Linked DNA regions of Mus musculus: region 2 is linked to region 1. Evidence: chromatin loops called from intact Hi-C (ENCODE). Cell type or tissue: left cerebral cortex. All regions are shown on one strand. Links, peaks and the distances in the headings refer to the core of each region. The heading gives the core; the rest is flanking DNA. Region 1 overlaps 6030407O03Rik (RIKEN cDNA 6030407O03 gene). Region 2 overlaps Gm29185 (a long non-coding RNA gene).

The links. A loop is a pair of places that touch in the nucleus more often than their neighbours do. Peaks named below come from ENCODE experiments on the same cell type or tissue, not always from the same donor. Only the 100,000 strongest peaks of a DNase experiment are listed, where the experiment ranks them.
Region 2: it touches region 1 in a loop (2.5-fold over the local background); 8 of 42 quality-filtered maps call a loop at or near these places.

The regions. Positions count from the first base shown.
Region 1 is chr1:73,617,073-73,619,989 of GRCm38, reverse strand. It overlaps 6030407O03Rik (RIKEN cDNA 6030407O03 gene), which reads left to right. Exons shown (of 9, transcript NR_045311.1): 9 at 1,324-1,609. Among named protein-coding and RNA genes, the nearest start is that of C530043A13Rik, 89 kb to the right of the region's middle. In left cerebral cortex, for the core only: a CTCF peak has its summit at 1,245 (motif pointing right); a DNase peak (open chromatin) is centred at 1,255.
Region 2 is chr1:73,263,519-73,266,435 of GRCm38, reverse strand. The region is part of intron 1 of Gm29185 (a long non-coding RNA gene); the gene reads right to left. Among named protein-coding and RNA genes, the nearest start is that of Gm31344, 99 kb to the left of the region's middle. In left cerebral cortex, for the core only: no CTCF peak of the experiment used is centred there; a DNase peak (open chromatin) is centred at 1,196.

The DNA of each region.
Region 1 (2,917 bases), core at 93-2,592:
TGACCCTGAGTGCTTTCACATTTAGCTCTGAAGTTCTCCCGACTCTTTACTGTTTTATTTTAAATTATGGTCTCCTCTAGGAAGGAGATATTTCAGTAGAGTGGGAGTTGTTTTTAAGGTTGGACCCTGAGCTGGGAGGGGCATGGAAAAGAGGGGAGGAGGTCAAAGCCATGGATATCTCCTTGGACTTGGTGAGTATTGGGAGTCTGAAAGGGAACATGCTGACCTTATAAAAGAAATCCAGTGCAGAGGAGTGGCAACTCTTAACTGAACTCTCACTGGTTAAAGGCTGCAAACAGAACCAACAGAGACCCCAGTCTTCTTTAAAAGGCTTGGCATGAGAGTCGATATTTACATTTTCCTGAGACCATGTTAAGACAGGGCATGTTTTCTTTCAATATTTTCTTATCGAGTTATGAATGCAAGCTAATTTCCTTTGTATGCACGAGGTGGAAAGCAGAGGCAAAGATTGTTGAAAACAGAAGACTGGGTTCTGCTGCCTTACCTGAAAGATACAAGTGTTCTTTTACTAAGGGAGAAAATGGGTGTCTGGAGGAGTTAAATGATGGACTCAGGGAGACTTGAAATATTAAGGATAAAACTGGCTGGACACCAAAGGACACAGCTGTAGGCTTTATTAGTTACTAATTCTAAATGTTACTCTTTCTTGTGTTCAAAACAGTTTCAAGAATCCTTTGAATCAAAAATAGACTTCCAGATATTCATTTGCCCCCTTTCCTCTCCCCTCAAAATACATACACTCATATTACAATACAATTAACAGTAACTTCAGATAACATGCAAATAGAAACATGTACTTCAGGTCTCATGGCTTCAGAATGTGTAGGTAGAACTCTGGATAGAAAGCTAAAGAGAGGTATGGAGACATCACCGTACTGTGGCAAAACTTCAGATAAACTGAATCTTGGAAAATGAAGTTTCACACCAGAATGAAAAGTAATATGTTGGGACCTGGTCACCCAAGAGCTCTGGGTTTAGGGTATGGAACAAGAGAACCTGGCTGTGTGTGGAGCTGGACTGTCATATGAGAAAGGCACCAATTATGTGAGAGAGGAGGTCATGTGACAGAGGTGCAGTTGGGGGCTTCTTAGTGAAGAACAATAAAGAAGTGTCCTATCAAACAAAAGCGAATCTCAAAATTGGAAGACTGGCTGCCACCACCCCCTCCACCCTGCCCTAGGTGCCCTCAATAAAAGAAAAGCAACGTTTTCACCCCAGAAGAGGGCACTCTTGAACCAGGAAATGTTTCAGGCACCTAGCTGGACAGCTGTGCTGACATTCATTTGTGTTAAATTCTTACAGGTACACAGAAAATGGCCGTCAGCATCCTTACAGAGTCACTAAGAAGACAAAATTGGAGCATCAAAGCCATCCAGGAAGTGAAAATACTCCAACCTGGGTCACACACAGAAAGCAGGAGAAAACTTTAACATGTATCCTGGCTGAATCAGTGTCTAAAAGCAGCATTTGAAAATATGAAACAAAAACTTTAAATCATTAGTTGCAAAGCTCAGAACAAAAATATCCCACAACATCCTTATATACTCAAGAAAAATGTGCAATAAGAATTGAATAAACTCTGGAAAGCAATAGAAGGAAAAAATAAATAAGATAAATAAAAATAAATGCTATCTTAGTACCCAAAAGACCCCAAATATTATTGGATATGAGGAGCATGAGAGAGGTTAACAGAATGGAGATAAAGCAAAGGTGGGAACAAAAGTCATATGGAGACCACGTGCTAGACATCAGTCCCAGAAGTGTCTAAAGCAGAAAACACACAATGAGAAATAACACGTACCTAAAACTACAGGCTACAGTGAATTTCTATCAGGAAATGAGGATCTGAAGCCCCATCTTTAAGGATTCACAGTACACTTTAAAAAAAAAAAAGCCTGGCATGGTGATGCCCAAGACTGGACTAGGAAATACTAAAAGAGAAACGACAACAGAAACCCAGATCTCCATGGGGGGAAAAAAAAGGACCAAATGTGCTGCAGGGGAAAGAAAATGAAGCTTCTTCATAGTGCATCCCAAAACAAAAGGAAACGAGGATATAAGGAGCTTCCCACATACAGACCCTGGAGAAGGCTGTACTTATGGTCCCTCTGCAGGGCTCAAGACTCTAGGGTAGTCTTCTATTGGGAACAATTTGTTGAATCTAACTAGAGCCCTAACAAAAAACTGACCACTAAAAACTGACCACATGTCTTAGAGTGTTCAGGTTTAAACAAAGCAAAACACTGTCGTCTGAGTAGGTTAAAAGCATGTGAAATGACATTCTCACAGCCATGGAGATGGCTAAGTCCAGACGGAGGTGCTACTGAATCGAATGCATTGTGAGGGTTCCCCTCCTTGGCTGTATCTTTACATGGCGCCAAGCACTAGCTATCTTTCTGGCAGCCTCTTCTATATGGGTAGAGCCTTAGCAACCTAATAATCCTCTAAAGGCTTCCTCCCTGAGTGTTATCACCTTGAGGTTAAGATGCCAACTGAATTTTTCTGGGGCATAAGAATTTGGTAAGTACTGGGAAATATTGTTAGTGAGAAAAAATTGTTTCTAATGCTCCAACCTGAAAATTACCAAATGCAGCATTTCTTTGTCTAACAACCATTGCAAGGAAGCATGAGCAGAAATTGCAGGATTTCTTACGGCAATGACAGAATGAAAAGGTTCCCACCAGAATTTCTGGTGTATAATTACAGCAGTGATCTGAGGAGAAACCAAACCCAATAAGAAATAGCTCAACAACCTTAGCTCACAATTCAAAGATCTAGGATTATAAAGGGAACCAGAAGAAGAGAACACAGGAAAAGAACTAACAAAGGTAAGAGGAGAAAATTCTGTGCTAAGAAACAGCAAAAAAGAACAGAACTAAGAAAGAATCAAAACTCT
Region 2 (2,917 bases), core at 92-2,591, 350 kb after region 1:
TGAATTATGTTGCCCTAGGTTCTCTGTGATTTGCAGCCCCCTTTCCTTTCAGAGAGAGAACTGTTCCTGTATGGGGAAACATACATAATATATAGCATTAGTGGTATGCATGGGATATAGCACTAGTGTTATGCAAGGGATGTAACATTACTATTGTTCATGGGATATAACATTACTGTTATGTACTGGGGGGGGGGGAGGGGCTCACATTACCACACCTTCACCTAGAAACAGTATGAGAAAACAGAAGATGAAAATTCCGCATTTAAGTTGAAGTCAATTAGATGAGGAAAACAAGCCAGTGCACTCCTCACTGTGCTGTGGTCAAATGCTTGAGGTATGAAGAAAGCTGAGTACTTAAGAAGCTAGTGTTTACAGCCCAGCCTGGCATGGTGGCTCACACCTTTAATCCCAGCACTCAGGAGGCAGAGGCAGATGGATCTCTGTGAATTTGAGGCCAGCCACAAAGCAAGTTTTGGACAGGACAGCCAGGGAGGCTACACAGGAAAAAAAAAGCCAGAGTTTATCTGATTCACTTGGGTGAGGGCTTCAGAAGAGCTGTGATTCCAGAAGAGCTGTCATTCCAGCAGCAGAGGTATATCTTCTTAGAAGTATCAGAGCAGTATAAAAGATTCAGGAAGGAAGTCTGCTAGGAGCTATCGGGATACTATGGTCAGGACCGATCAGATGACTTCAAGTAGACATCGAGAAGTGGGGAAGGGGATGAGTCGGAGATAGAGGTGGGGACAGGCAGTCTCGACCAGCTTTCCCTGTAACTGGCTATTAGGTTGGGCAGGGCTCCCCTAATGAGTCCTGGGTCTATAATGCTTTCACTCTAAAATGGAGAATGTGGGCTGTTGGGCTCTTTTAACCCACCAACCACCTTCAGTTATGGAATGGGCTTCCAAGTTTGGTGGATGTGGTGCGATCTAGTCTCTAAGTTGTACAGGGTTTAGATAACATAGATGCTTAGGGAAGGAGGTATTGGAGTCTGTGGTGAACTCATCTCCGTGACCTGAGAAAGGGTCACTGAGCACCAGGAGGGTCAGGAAGATGAGTTTAAGAACAAGCTGAGAAAATATGACACCATGGGAGAGTGCTGGGAAAGAGCAGTCACCAGCAAAAACCTCTGGCACCTAATTTCCACTAGTAAACAGCCAACTTGGAAGCAAGCAGCGGCCTTCTGTGCTGAGCTCAAAGCAAGAACTGGCCAGGACAAAGAGGTCCTGGGGTGCAGGGCTGAGAGGAGGAGGTGGAAGGGCCCAGCCTGGCCAGCAGCACTCAGGACTGCAGAATCATGCTGCTTAGTCTCCTTCCCTGCACATAGCCTGACACGTCCTTATCTCTGTCCTGCCTGAATGCCAGGGCTTATGAGGGCAGCGGGTCTGTCGTATTAGGGAGCTACATCACTTACTGGACCAGAGGACCATCATATATATATTTCATATATATATATATATATATATATATATATATATATATATATATATATATATATATATATATAAAATAATCCACACCCTGCCTCACTCACACAGTGTTGGGGGGGGGGGAAGCAAAATAATGTGTAAATGATTTTAAATGTCCAAAAGTGCTCTATGTACTGAAACCATAATCGTTGTCATGCCAAAGCCTCATTAATCATAGCTTTCAAGTTCACTCCTAGGCCACGGTACACTGAAACCTAAAACTAAGAAGACCAGGGTATCTGGTTTCATTATGCTTTCTTACTAATATCCACTAGATATTAGTCCTAACTGGTATTCTTTTGTACATAGTGCAAAAAAACGTTAGGAAATGGAGGCTGGCAAAAGTGGCTCAACAGGTAAAACCCACTTTCCACACAAGCTGATAACCTGAGTTCAATCCGCAGACCTCACTGAGCCCATCCCAAGAGAACTGTGGGCGATAGCACTGAGAATCTGTAATCCTGGAACTCCTGTGGTAAGATGGGAGATGGGGACAGGAGAACCGCCCCAAAGCTGAAGGCACTGGAGTGTGCAACACCACAGAAACAAAAACGACCAGAGACCTTTTTTTAACCACAAGAAAGGTGCATACATACTGCCGCTAGAAAGCTGAGTTCAGAATTCCAACCGATGCCAAAGCACAGATTGTACCCACAGTTTCACACCCAGATCATATAGCTACAGAGAGGGGTTACGGAGGGGGAGAGGGGAAGGGGGAGAGAGGGGGGGGAAGAGGAGGAGGAGGCAGAGGGAGAGAGAAAAGAAATAAAATTTAAAGTTAAAACATGTATCAGAAAGGTACTTAAATGTATATAAAAGATATACTCAGAGCAAGGAGTCACCACATCTGGAATTATGTGTATCTCTATTCACCTTGGATCTGTTGTCTTAAAAATGTCCTCTGAGGTGAAAAAGCTGTCAAGGGCTCTACCCCAGCCTCCCTGTCCTGGGCCTCAATACAACTTTGCTTTCTAGGATGAGGATGCTCTGAAGGTCTCTACCACATGTCATCTCTGAGCATGCCCAGCACCATGAGCGCTTCATGTTTTCAGTAAACTATAGGAAGACTGGGAGAAAGGCAAGCTATGGGAAAATGTGTACATTCCAGGCTTTCCCTTAAGCATCTTGGGTAGTTGAGAAAGTGAGATGTATATAGAGGTGTAAATAGCAAGCCAATCTTCCTGTCATCTCTTGTTCCCAGCAGGTGATTGGTTCATTTGCATAAGACTGAGAACACAGGTCCAGGAGTGGGCTGTGAGGTGGGAAGAGACTGGAGATGCAGGGTGGATTTTCGTGTACATTGTGTAAATACTGAGGCACCCTAAGAGGTGTGGGGTAGTGGGGTAGGATAGAGGACCCTGGTGCAAGAGCTCCAGGTACATGAAGACCATATAACTTAGGAAGATGTGTGGCTGTGGAAAAAGGGATGTGCAAGCACTACCCCTCTG